2 separate regions of the Mus musculus genome follow, and region 2 is linked to region 1. Evidence: chromatin loops called from intact Hi-C (ENCODE). Cell type or tissue: left cerebral cortex. All regions are shown on one strand.

Region 1 (5,000 bases):
TTTTGTCACAGTGATGGGTCCTTGTACAGCTTTCTTCTCTATGGGCAGCGGAGTGTGTGTGTGTGTGTGGGGGGGGGGAGAGTGTGTCGTAACTCCTAATAAAATTGCTTCATTTGTCACTGCTCCAACCATTGCCAGTCACCCATGAACTGAGACTCTGAGACTCAGCAGTGACTCTTGAGTATCAGGCCAGGACTTCCTGGCTGTTGTTCAGGAGCACACAAATTCTTTCTGTAATGCTCATTCTCGAGCCTCAAAAGTTCCAGTAACACACACTGCTGACCCCCAGGGGTTCCGCAAACACCGCTGACCCCCAGGGGTTCCGCACACACCGCTGAACCTCAGGGGTTCTGCACCCACAATTTCCCCAGCTTACCCCAACTTCTTCATAACATGAAAACCAAGATTCTCAGTGTCTCTGCAGCTAATCGTGGGCTTGTATAATGAGTGTCCCAAAGCTTGAGAAATCCAAGATATTGGTGTCCTGTGGTAAGGGGAAAAGTCCTTTTCATGGTTGCTGGGACTGTGTTTCCACATTTCTGTGTCTTTCATTGCTGACTTCTGTTTAAAGGCTCTGTGGGCAGCACTGCTGTCTGATGCTCTTTGCATGAATAGGGGTGTGAGATAAACGTCATTTGGACTGAGTTTGGTTACAGGCTCAGGGCTACTGAGTCAATGATACATGAACCAGACATCTTTAAGCAGAAGCCCATGTGAGACAAAGTTACATATTGATCAGTTGACAAATCATGTCACACAGAGACTCCTGGACTCTGATCCCCAAGGTCACTCCAGCATCAGCACCTTGGTATTCACTGGCTCATCAGAAATCATGATGTCAAAATATGATAGGGGAGACAGGAAGAATCCACATCATTTCAGGACCACATCATATCTGAGGCTCACATACCTCTTTTGATGTCAGTGTGTCATGTTCTCAGATGAAAATGAGTTTGAATGGGACAAGACCAATTCCTCCCAGTGAAGGTTAAAAGTAGAGACTCACGTGCTTGCATTCAGACAGCACTCTTGCAAGGATCTCATGTGGGGATCTGGGGTGTTCCATCTAAGACCACAGATGCACAAACACAAACATTCTTCATGTTGTTTTGTTGAGTGTTTTTCCACAGTGCCGAGAGTATCCAAGACAATCCCAGGACAGTTTGCAGCTATGGCAATTCTGTATCTGTCTAAAGCTTTGAAGGCAACAGGTGTCCCTGACAAACGTGGAACAGGTGACTCCCCAAAGCTATACTGCTTTAGAGCATATTTTGGGGCAGGGGGAAGTCCTTCTTGCTAATCAACTGGCTATTAAACTCACATCTGCTATTTCAATTCTCTATGCCATAGATCATCTGGATGTAAAATAAGCCGTTTCATAACTCAGCCCCTTATACCTTAGGAGAGGTGTGAAAAAATTAATTGTGGGAACCTCACTTCACTCACTGCCATGGCTAGCAGGGGGGATTGTGTAGAACTTCCCACCCCCCCCGACCCCACCCCCCACCAGACACCACAGTCCATTCAAGCTGATGTTCTGGTATTAGCCTGACTATCACACTGTCTCTTATGACCACATCATGACTTCATGAAGCAATCCCAGGGAAAATAAGACCAACCATGCTGGTGCATGGATTTAATTGTACTCTTACATATTATTATTATTATTATTATTATTATTATTATTATTATTATTATTTTTACCACTGATGGGACCACACAGTGTAAGATAAATGAGATTTCAAGGCTTCTTCAGCAGGGACTGTAGTTATGTACGCGTGCCTCTGGATGTTCCATACATATTAAATAGTTGCATAGGGGCTGCATTCAGATGAGGACACTCGTGCCAGGCAAATACTGACAGCACTGGTTGTTGTGGGGTGCGTCTCCTATGTCCTCTGTCTCTACCCTTCATGAATAAAGACAAGTTGGGGAGCTCATAGGTTGAGGCTTCTATTTATGAGGTGAGCAGGCACTGCTAACAGGACACTAATACCCTCTTGGCGATGTACTAGTCCTATGATGGCTTTTAATATTTGCGGTTAACATTGACTTGGCTGTTTCTTCACAGACATAGCACTTTGCCCATCAGCTTTATGAGCTACGCTCTGTGGACCTGCTTCTAGTGAAGAGCCAGCAGTGGGAAATAAATTGTCTTTTAACTCCTCGCCGTCAGATCAAGACCTACAATTTCTCCTGGAAATCATAAACAGGGCAGCCAGTATCCGTTCTCCGTCTGTGTCGGTGATGAGACATTCCCTTCATCACCTGGCCTAGTCCAGAAATATTTCTAGAAACACAACTTCTGTGAAATCCAGGTTGTCAGCACGAGGAGAGAGCTGGCAGAACACAGGGTTCCGTTGCTAAGCGATTCCTGGCAAGCAGCACGTGTGCATGATGGTGGTTGGTGGCACTATTGGGAGAGGAGAGATTTCCAAATGGCTGGAAATGCAGTTTCAGGCTGACAAGGGAAAGCCAGAGCAGGGCTTCAGCCAGAGGACCTGCCTATGCTGTTTCAGCTCTGGTCCATGTGAGCAGTCATCTGGGTTAGGAATGATGTTTTCAGACCAAGTAGTGTGCGCCTCTGTCCAGTCCTGCTTCCTACTGAAAGGGAGTGTAAGGATCTGGGTTTTCCTAGGGTTTCAGAGCACCACACAGTGGTAGGCACAGCCTGGGTCAGCGGCAGCTTGTAGGGGTTGTGAGTACAAAGAAGACAAGGTAAATAAGCTGTCATGTGCATCTTCCACCTCCAGAGAGGTCGGAGATGTCCAGGGAGCTTGTGACATTTGTGGCCAATCCCACTCACCTGAGGAGCTGAAATGAACTTTAAAACCAGGGGACCACATGTCTTTCTACCAATGAGGAGAAAGAGCCTAGGGCTTAAATAGGTAGGGCAGCATTGCAAGATAATTTATGATCCACTGGGACCACAGGCCACTTTACTCCCAGGGAATACTTTAGTATACAGACAAAATACAGACATGGCCCATGGAGCACATGAGGCCTCTAACACCAGCGGCAGCTGCCTGCATGAATCAGTCAGGCTGAATGAGAAGAGGAAGACAGAGAGGTAGGGCCACTAAAGCAGCTCGCAGTGAGTAGGGTGTTTTCTCCTCTGCCTCAGCACCCCCTCCTCTCTCCTGTGTGTGTTAGTGGACATTTCCCTTGTTTTTAATAATATACATTATATTTTTCTAGGCCAGTTGCTCTCAATGAAGTTTTTGACACATTCTTATGGTATTTTCAGCAGCTCAACCTGACAGGGAGGCCCCTGACATCAACCCCATCTCTATTTTGACCAACAAACTGCATTTTCTTAAACACCCCCGCCAGGCATTCATCTGTGGACCGCTCACACCATCTCCCACTCCCCAGGACCCTCAGCATTCAGGAAACAGGGCAGGAAGAATCAGAGATCCGTGGCATTGCTCAGGCAGAGCATTCAGAGCAACTAGGTTTTCTGAAATGGAGAGATCACATAGAGAGAGAAGAGAGACCTGACAACCCAGTGATGCTGGACAAGGATGTACGGGCCAGCATCCTCTTGGTTTCTATGGGGACTTCCTAGATTGGCAGAGAACAATGTCAGGGAGAGCTGCATTGCAAACTCAGTCCTCACAATCAACACTTAAATTGTGTTATTGGCAGATAGGAAGAAAAAAAAATCCCCAGTGTAGGATGTCTGAAGACCGCAACTGAGTGTAATGGGGGCTTTTGGTCATGTGAGCTCCCTCTTGGGAGATGTTTTAATGTCAGTGAGTTGAGCCCTGACTCTAAAACACCAGCCATAAATTCTGTCAAAGGACAAGCTGTACATCAGCTTCATTTTCTGCAGAAGGCAGAGAATCAAACCGCCTACCTCTTATCTTGCTGTAGCTATATCCCTGTGTGTGAAGGACTCAGAGCGGTAAAGGTTTCCTCTATTTCTTCCTCTACAAGATTAGGACAATAATGATAGGTGTGTCCAGAGCTGTTTTGAGAACTCAGGGGCGGTGACATAATGCAGGTCATGTCTTAGAGGTTGAGCAGAAGGCTGGTTTGAATGTTGGTAATGGTGGGCCTCCTTCTAGGGAGGCGTGGTGGGATCTGCACCGGCAGCACGCCTCATCCACACAGAATTCCTGCTTGGATACATTGTTGCCCTCCCTCTCTGAAAGTGTACTCACATGGATATTTGTATCAGCAAAGTGAGTCTAATTTTAGAAAATATAAACTCACCAAAATCAAGCTCCTAGGCTTTTTGTTCATTGTGTAAGTCCCTGGGATCTGTCTCCTGCTGCCCCCTTTGACTATATGTTACCAACTGTGCATCACTCTTTACAACTCAGGAGAGTCTTTTACAACTGGAGACTGTTTCTTTTCTCCCACATGGTTTAGTTTCCAAGGCAAAGGGCTAGACAATCAGGTGGACACTGTTTAGTCCACAAATGGAGTGTTACTATCTAGCTACTCAGACTATCAGGGATGTAAGCAGTTCCCCCAAATCCCTGGTCTAGGCACTCTGGGCACAGCTGCAAGATGAGAACCGGGCAGTGTCTGCTGATTTAAGATTCTTCAGCCAATGTTTTCAGAGCTGCCAGAGTTTAAAGGATTTCATAGTAAGCAATTAACATTGTTTTCCATCTTTTACACCAACATCATAAGCCAGAGTTGTCCTATTTTAAAATACTATTTGTTTAGAATCAAAAAACATGGAAGAATTTTTTTTAACAGAGTGGGGGATAGAGAAGACCCAAGCAGTATGAGGGGGAGGAGTGGGTGAAAGGTTGCCCGGATTCTTTTCAGAGCTATTGGCAGCCTGATGCTGCCATTTTCCTACCACAAGAACTACAACTAAAAACAGGCAGCTCCAAACATTACCACCTACAGCCACCTAAACAGACCAACGCAGACAAAACAATTCTTTGATTTAAAAAATAAATACTTAATTTTATTGTGTGTGTGTGTGTACACATGATGTCCACAGAGACATGGGAAGGGCTCTGGATGCCCAGCTGCTG
Region 2 (5,000 bases), 390 kb after region 1:
GGGGGGGGGGCAAGCCTGCAGGGAGTGTGGGTTTAGGGACTGCTCCCCTGCCAGCCTCACTGTAGGCTAGTGCTGCACAGCCGCGGAGACCCCAGGGCCTTGGGCTATCTGCCTACTGCAGACACCTCCACAGAGTTCTTTTTCTAGCAGCTGCACTGTCAGCCACTGCAGTCTCCTTGTCTCCCATGTCCTGGCCACCCAGCTTCTTAGGTGGGACATTCCCAGCAGAGCACTAAGGCTGACAGACACAGTGTGAGCCCTCACCAACACCACTGCAGCATCAGCTCCAGTGCGGTGCGCGTGGTCCCCCTGCCACGTGCCGACCCCTACTGTGGCTGCCGTGCTGGATGGTGCACACACATCTAGGGTTGAGTCGGTTTACCTCCTTAACTGAGCAGAGTGTTGATATGAATAAAAACCCACACCCGCTGAAGCTGCCACCAGTCAGCAGATGGGGGAGAGCAGATCCCTTAGCGTGACAGGCCTGGCCATCTTCTATGTTCATGAAAACCATCCTCCATTCCTTTCCCAACGATTTCTCCCCTAGTCCCCCATCTTCCCTTCCAATTTCACGGGCTCTGTTTATTTAAAGCCCACTGTGCTCACTGCGATGGGTTAAATGAGATGTCCCTGTAGTCGTGGGAACGTGAATACTTGGTCCCCAGGGTGTAGTGCTGGCTTCTCCCTTTCCCTCTCCCTCCTCTTCCCCTCCTCCCGGCCCCCTTTTTCTTGGTTGCAGTTTAAGATATGAACCCTCAGTTTCCTGCTCCGGATGCTATGCTCGCCATGTTGCTGTGCTAGCATGCCAGATGGTGGTAAACTCGTATCCCGCTGCATCCATAAGCCCAAATAAACCCTCCTACAAGACGTGTTAGCAGTGGTGCTTTATCACAGCAATCTAAGAGTGGTGCTTGTGTGGGCTCGGGTGTGGCACTTTCCACTGGAGCCTCTTGGAGGTTGCATCCCTGAACAAAACTGAGCCTCCCTCCCCCAGCAACCATCAGCTGCTAACAGCTCCTCAACAAGGGGCGGGGCTCCCCAGCAAGGGGCGGGGCTCCCCAGCAAGGGGCAGGGCTCCCCAGCAAGGGGCAGGGCTTCATGCTGGGGTTTGGTCTGGCTTGATCCTTCGCAGGTCAGTGTATGCTGTCATAGCTACTTGGTGGCCCTATGTCATTGAGGCACTGAACTGGGATACAGGCGGGACAGAAGTATGTTCCAGACCTGGCTGTATGCAGCTGGAACAGAGGTGTGCTGAGCCTTGTGCCAACTCCATGCTGAACATCAGGAAGGTTGTTTTTATGTTTTTGTTTTTGTGGTTGTTTTTGTTTTTGTTTTGTTTTTTTAATTTCAGTCCCCTAGTAACTTCCAAGTTCTGATTTTAAAGAATGTATCTTTAGCTTTACGTGCAGATGTGTAAACATATAACCTGATCCCAGGACTCTGTAAAAACCGAGGTGGTGACCCCCACATGTTTGATGTGAGCCTGAGGGAGTTCCCTAAAACACACAGAAGGAGTATACCAAGTCCCCTCGTCCCCACCCCACCCCTTCCAGGCCCTGCTGACAAACTCTTTCTCATTGCAACTAAATGAGTCCCACTTAAGGAAAAATGTTTTCTTTATCTCCTGGCTGGCACAGAAACACGGTATATTTTAGATCCCTCAGATGGTGTTCTGGCCTAGGATATGTGAGCGGACATTCTTACGGGAGTTTTAATTTCTGTTTGTACTTTTGTTGTTGTTAGCTTGTGATGTGTAGCATTAATCACGTGGCCCAATGAGAATGGAAGAAGGACCAGCAGCAGGCCTGGAGGGACTTGCTGAGAGATCCTACCCGGCCCCCTGGGGCCCTGAGGCTCCAGTGCCTTTCCACATTCAGGTTGATCCACCATCAAAAGATAGTGGGAGCAGGGGCTGTCTCTGGCAGCATCATTTGCCTCTGGACCTCTTTGCCATAGCTGGGCTACCTTGTCTTGTCACCATAGAAGAAAATGCATCTAGTCTTACTGCAACTTGCTATGCCAAGGCTGGCTAATAGCCTTGGGAAACCTCCTTTTTATTGAGGAGAAAGGGCAAAGGGATAGATTGGGGGGTTGTAGTCAGCGGGAGGAACTGGGAGGAGAGGAGGGAGGGGAAGGCGTGATTGGCATGAAAAGTAAATAACTTAAACAATAACAGAAAAAGATAATGGACTTCAGTAACTCTGATATGTCACTCATCAACTTGACCGGGTCATTCAAAGTCCTGACTCTTGATTTAATCCACTAAAGACTCTGGGCCTGATCCTGGATGAGGCCATAGTCAGGCAGCCACACAGAAGAGTGGAGGGACAATCCTGGAATCCAATGCTTCTGTGGACCTGAAAAACCTAACCCTTCCTTGTAATCTCTTCATAAGTGTGTGATCTCCATTGTTCTCTGTAGGATGCTAATAGGCAAAAGCTTCCTCAGGAGCAGTGACGGGTGGCGGGGTAGGGGCGGGCACACACTTGGCACTGAGTGGGAGCCAAGAGATCCCTGTCACCCACATGCACTGAGCGGTCTGCCTGGCCCATGAAGGAGAGAAGTATTTTGATCCCTCTCCCTAGGAGACTTGGTCTCCTCTCAACTGCACTCAACGACTGAGCATGCAGGCTTTGAGCAGGGCAAAACACATATGTGCCACTGAATATTCATGAACTGTGTTTATTGTTGCATATTCATGGGCTATAGGCAGTCCCTCTTGCTGAAGAGATTGTTCTCTAAATGCAGCCGGCATCCACAGCTCTGGCTCTGTTGCGACACAGGTGGGTTCAGCTGACAGCTCTGTCAGAGCACAAGTTTTGGCAGTGTGTTACCCAGCTAGGACAAAGGAAAGAGGTTACCTTCAGCTGGGTCCCATGACACTGTGTCCTCCAGGCGACCGAGACTGTGATCCTGAATGTCACTGTCATTAGATTTGGGGTCAACTAAGAGGCAAGCTTTTGGACCAGTTTCTGAGTGCCTTTCTAAGAAAGATTGACCAAGGTGTCAGGGCTCTCCCCCAGAGTAAGCAGCACTTCCCAGTGGTAGCCCAGACAGGATGTCAGGACGGAGGCACAGTGCTGCCTGCCTGCTTTTGCTCCTTGCTGGTGAGGGCATCCACCCTGTGGCTTTAGTGGCTGCCACCATCCTTTACTGACTTTTGAACCAAAGTTCTCCACTCATCCAAAGCGGACCAAGAATGAGTGGCTCTCCCCAGAGTCCACCCTGCCTTCTAAGCCGCACTGGATGGCTGAGGCAGGTTGAGCCTCACAGGTTGAGAAGTTGCTGCTTCTCAAGTATCGTCATCATCAGAACACAGTGTGAACCATCTATGAATCTCCCTGTGTAATACATTTTACCAGTTCTGGTCATTTAGAGAACCCTATCTAACATGAAGTCTTGGCAGTCCAGAGAACACATGGAGACTTCAAGAGAGGTTACCATGTGTTAAAACCCTAGATACGTGAGAAGGGGGCTGGGGTGTGGACAGTGCCTACCAGGGCTCAAAGGAACTCAGACTAATACAAAACGGGGTAGGGGAGGCCCCACTCCATACTCAGAGGGAAGGAGGCACTTCTGGCAGGGCAGTGTGGGTGCCCAGTGCAGTGGCAAAGGGTTCCACTTAGCGAGTGGCCGCTGCGGCGACTGGGCAGATGGGACTAGTCACTAGTATGACACTTTACTAGATCCATATAACAAGATCTGAAAGAACACACACACGCGTTATACAAACACACAAGTACATGTGCATACATGCACATATACACACATATGCACATATACACATGCCAGAGAAACACAGAAGCACACATGCATACATATATACATACATATATATGTTCACCTACACACATACATATACATACGCACATACACACATGCACACATGAAAACACCTGCACACACACATATACTTATATATAAACACACAAATGAACACATATAGTCAAACATAGACACACATAACATACATATATACTCTCACACAACACAGTCACACGTTAAAAACATACATACACACACAAGCTGTGAACATGACCCTGTGAAATCTCAGTGGGACCACCCAGTAGCCCTGCCCTTGCCCTTTTTCATTACCCAAATCTAAAACTCCCATCTATCTATCCAGTCACAGTGACCAGCTGAGCAAACCGAAGTCCACTCAATGGTCTCTATCTATGCCCATCTCACATCCCATAATTTACAGGCAGTAAAATAGATCTATGCTTATAATAAGTAAGTAGGGTTTGGGAGGATGGGGACAGAAGGCGGCAGGAGCTTCCTGTTCAGAGGTAAGGTGTGTCTTACTAATGTTCCCCCAGCCAGTGCTCTGCGGGGGTCCTGGAGGTGCTAGGTGTCTGGAACACAGTGAGAAAGCTGGACCCTACTCTGCTCAGACCCGCGCACTGTGATGCTGCAGCAGACCCTGCTTTGCTGTTAAAGCAAAGCTCATTCCGAAATCCACATTTTAAAAAAGCAAAAGTAGTGTTTTCATCCCTGGTAGACCTGGGGCAACATCTTCTAATCAAAAAACAATTTAGTCCTGAATAAAATCTCATGTGTCTTCCTTGACAGATGCATAATGGTTCAAACTGCCGGGGTCTCATCTCAGCTTCGAACATCGATGGTGAGCAAGGTTGGGCCAGGTCTGGGTTTTCACCACCACATAAGTCATAAATAAACGTCTGGTTCTCAGAGCGTTTTGGGTTTGGGAATAATGAGTAAGTCATTAAGGCCAGATCCCCACGTCTCCAAACTCACAAGCTAATGCATGCCAAGCCCGGATTAGTGTTGAGCTGTGTTCTGACCCAAGAATGACTTTCTCTTTCCATGACTGAAGTGCACGAGCCCACTAGGAGTCGGCAGGCTGATCCGTCTCACTTAGTAACGTGTGAACTTCAGTACAACTTCCCACAACTGAAGCCACCACCAGTCAGGCAGTGGAGGGGCCTGGAGGGCGGTCAACCATCCTCTCCCTCAGAGACTGGGGCTTGGTCTTTGTG

What was found. A loop is a pair of places that touch in the nucleus more often than their neighbours do. Peaks named below come from ENCODE experiments on the same cell type or tissue, not always from the same donor. Only the 100,000 strongest peaks of a DNase experiment are listed, where the experiment ranks them.
Region 2: it touches region 1 in a loop (3-fold over the local background); 3 of 42 quality-filtered maps call a loop at or near these places.

What each region holds. Positions count from the first base shown.
Region 1 is chr8:10,809,868-10,814,867 of GRCm38, reverse strand. No RefSeq gene overlaps it. Among named protein-coding and RNA genes, the nearest start is that of Gm32485, 5.4 kb to the left of the region's middle. In left cerebral cortex, a CTCF peak has its summit at 2,653; a DNase peak (open chromatin) is centred at 2,358; H3K27ac peaks cover 310 bases.
Region 2 is chr8:10,416,793-10,421,792 of GRCm38, reverse strand. All of the region lies in intron 16 of Myo16 (myosin XVI), which reads right to left. It overlaps Gm51561 (a long non-coding RNA gene), which reads left to right. Exons shown (of 3, transcript XR_003947504.1): 2 at 4,573-4,624. Among named protein-coding and RNA genes, the nearest start is that of Gm51561, 11 kb to the left of the region's middle. In left cerebral cortex, no CTCF peak of the experiment used is centred here; a DNase peak (open chromatin) is centred at 2,633.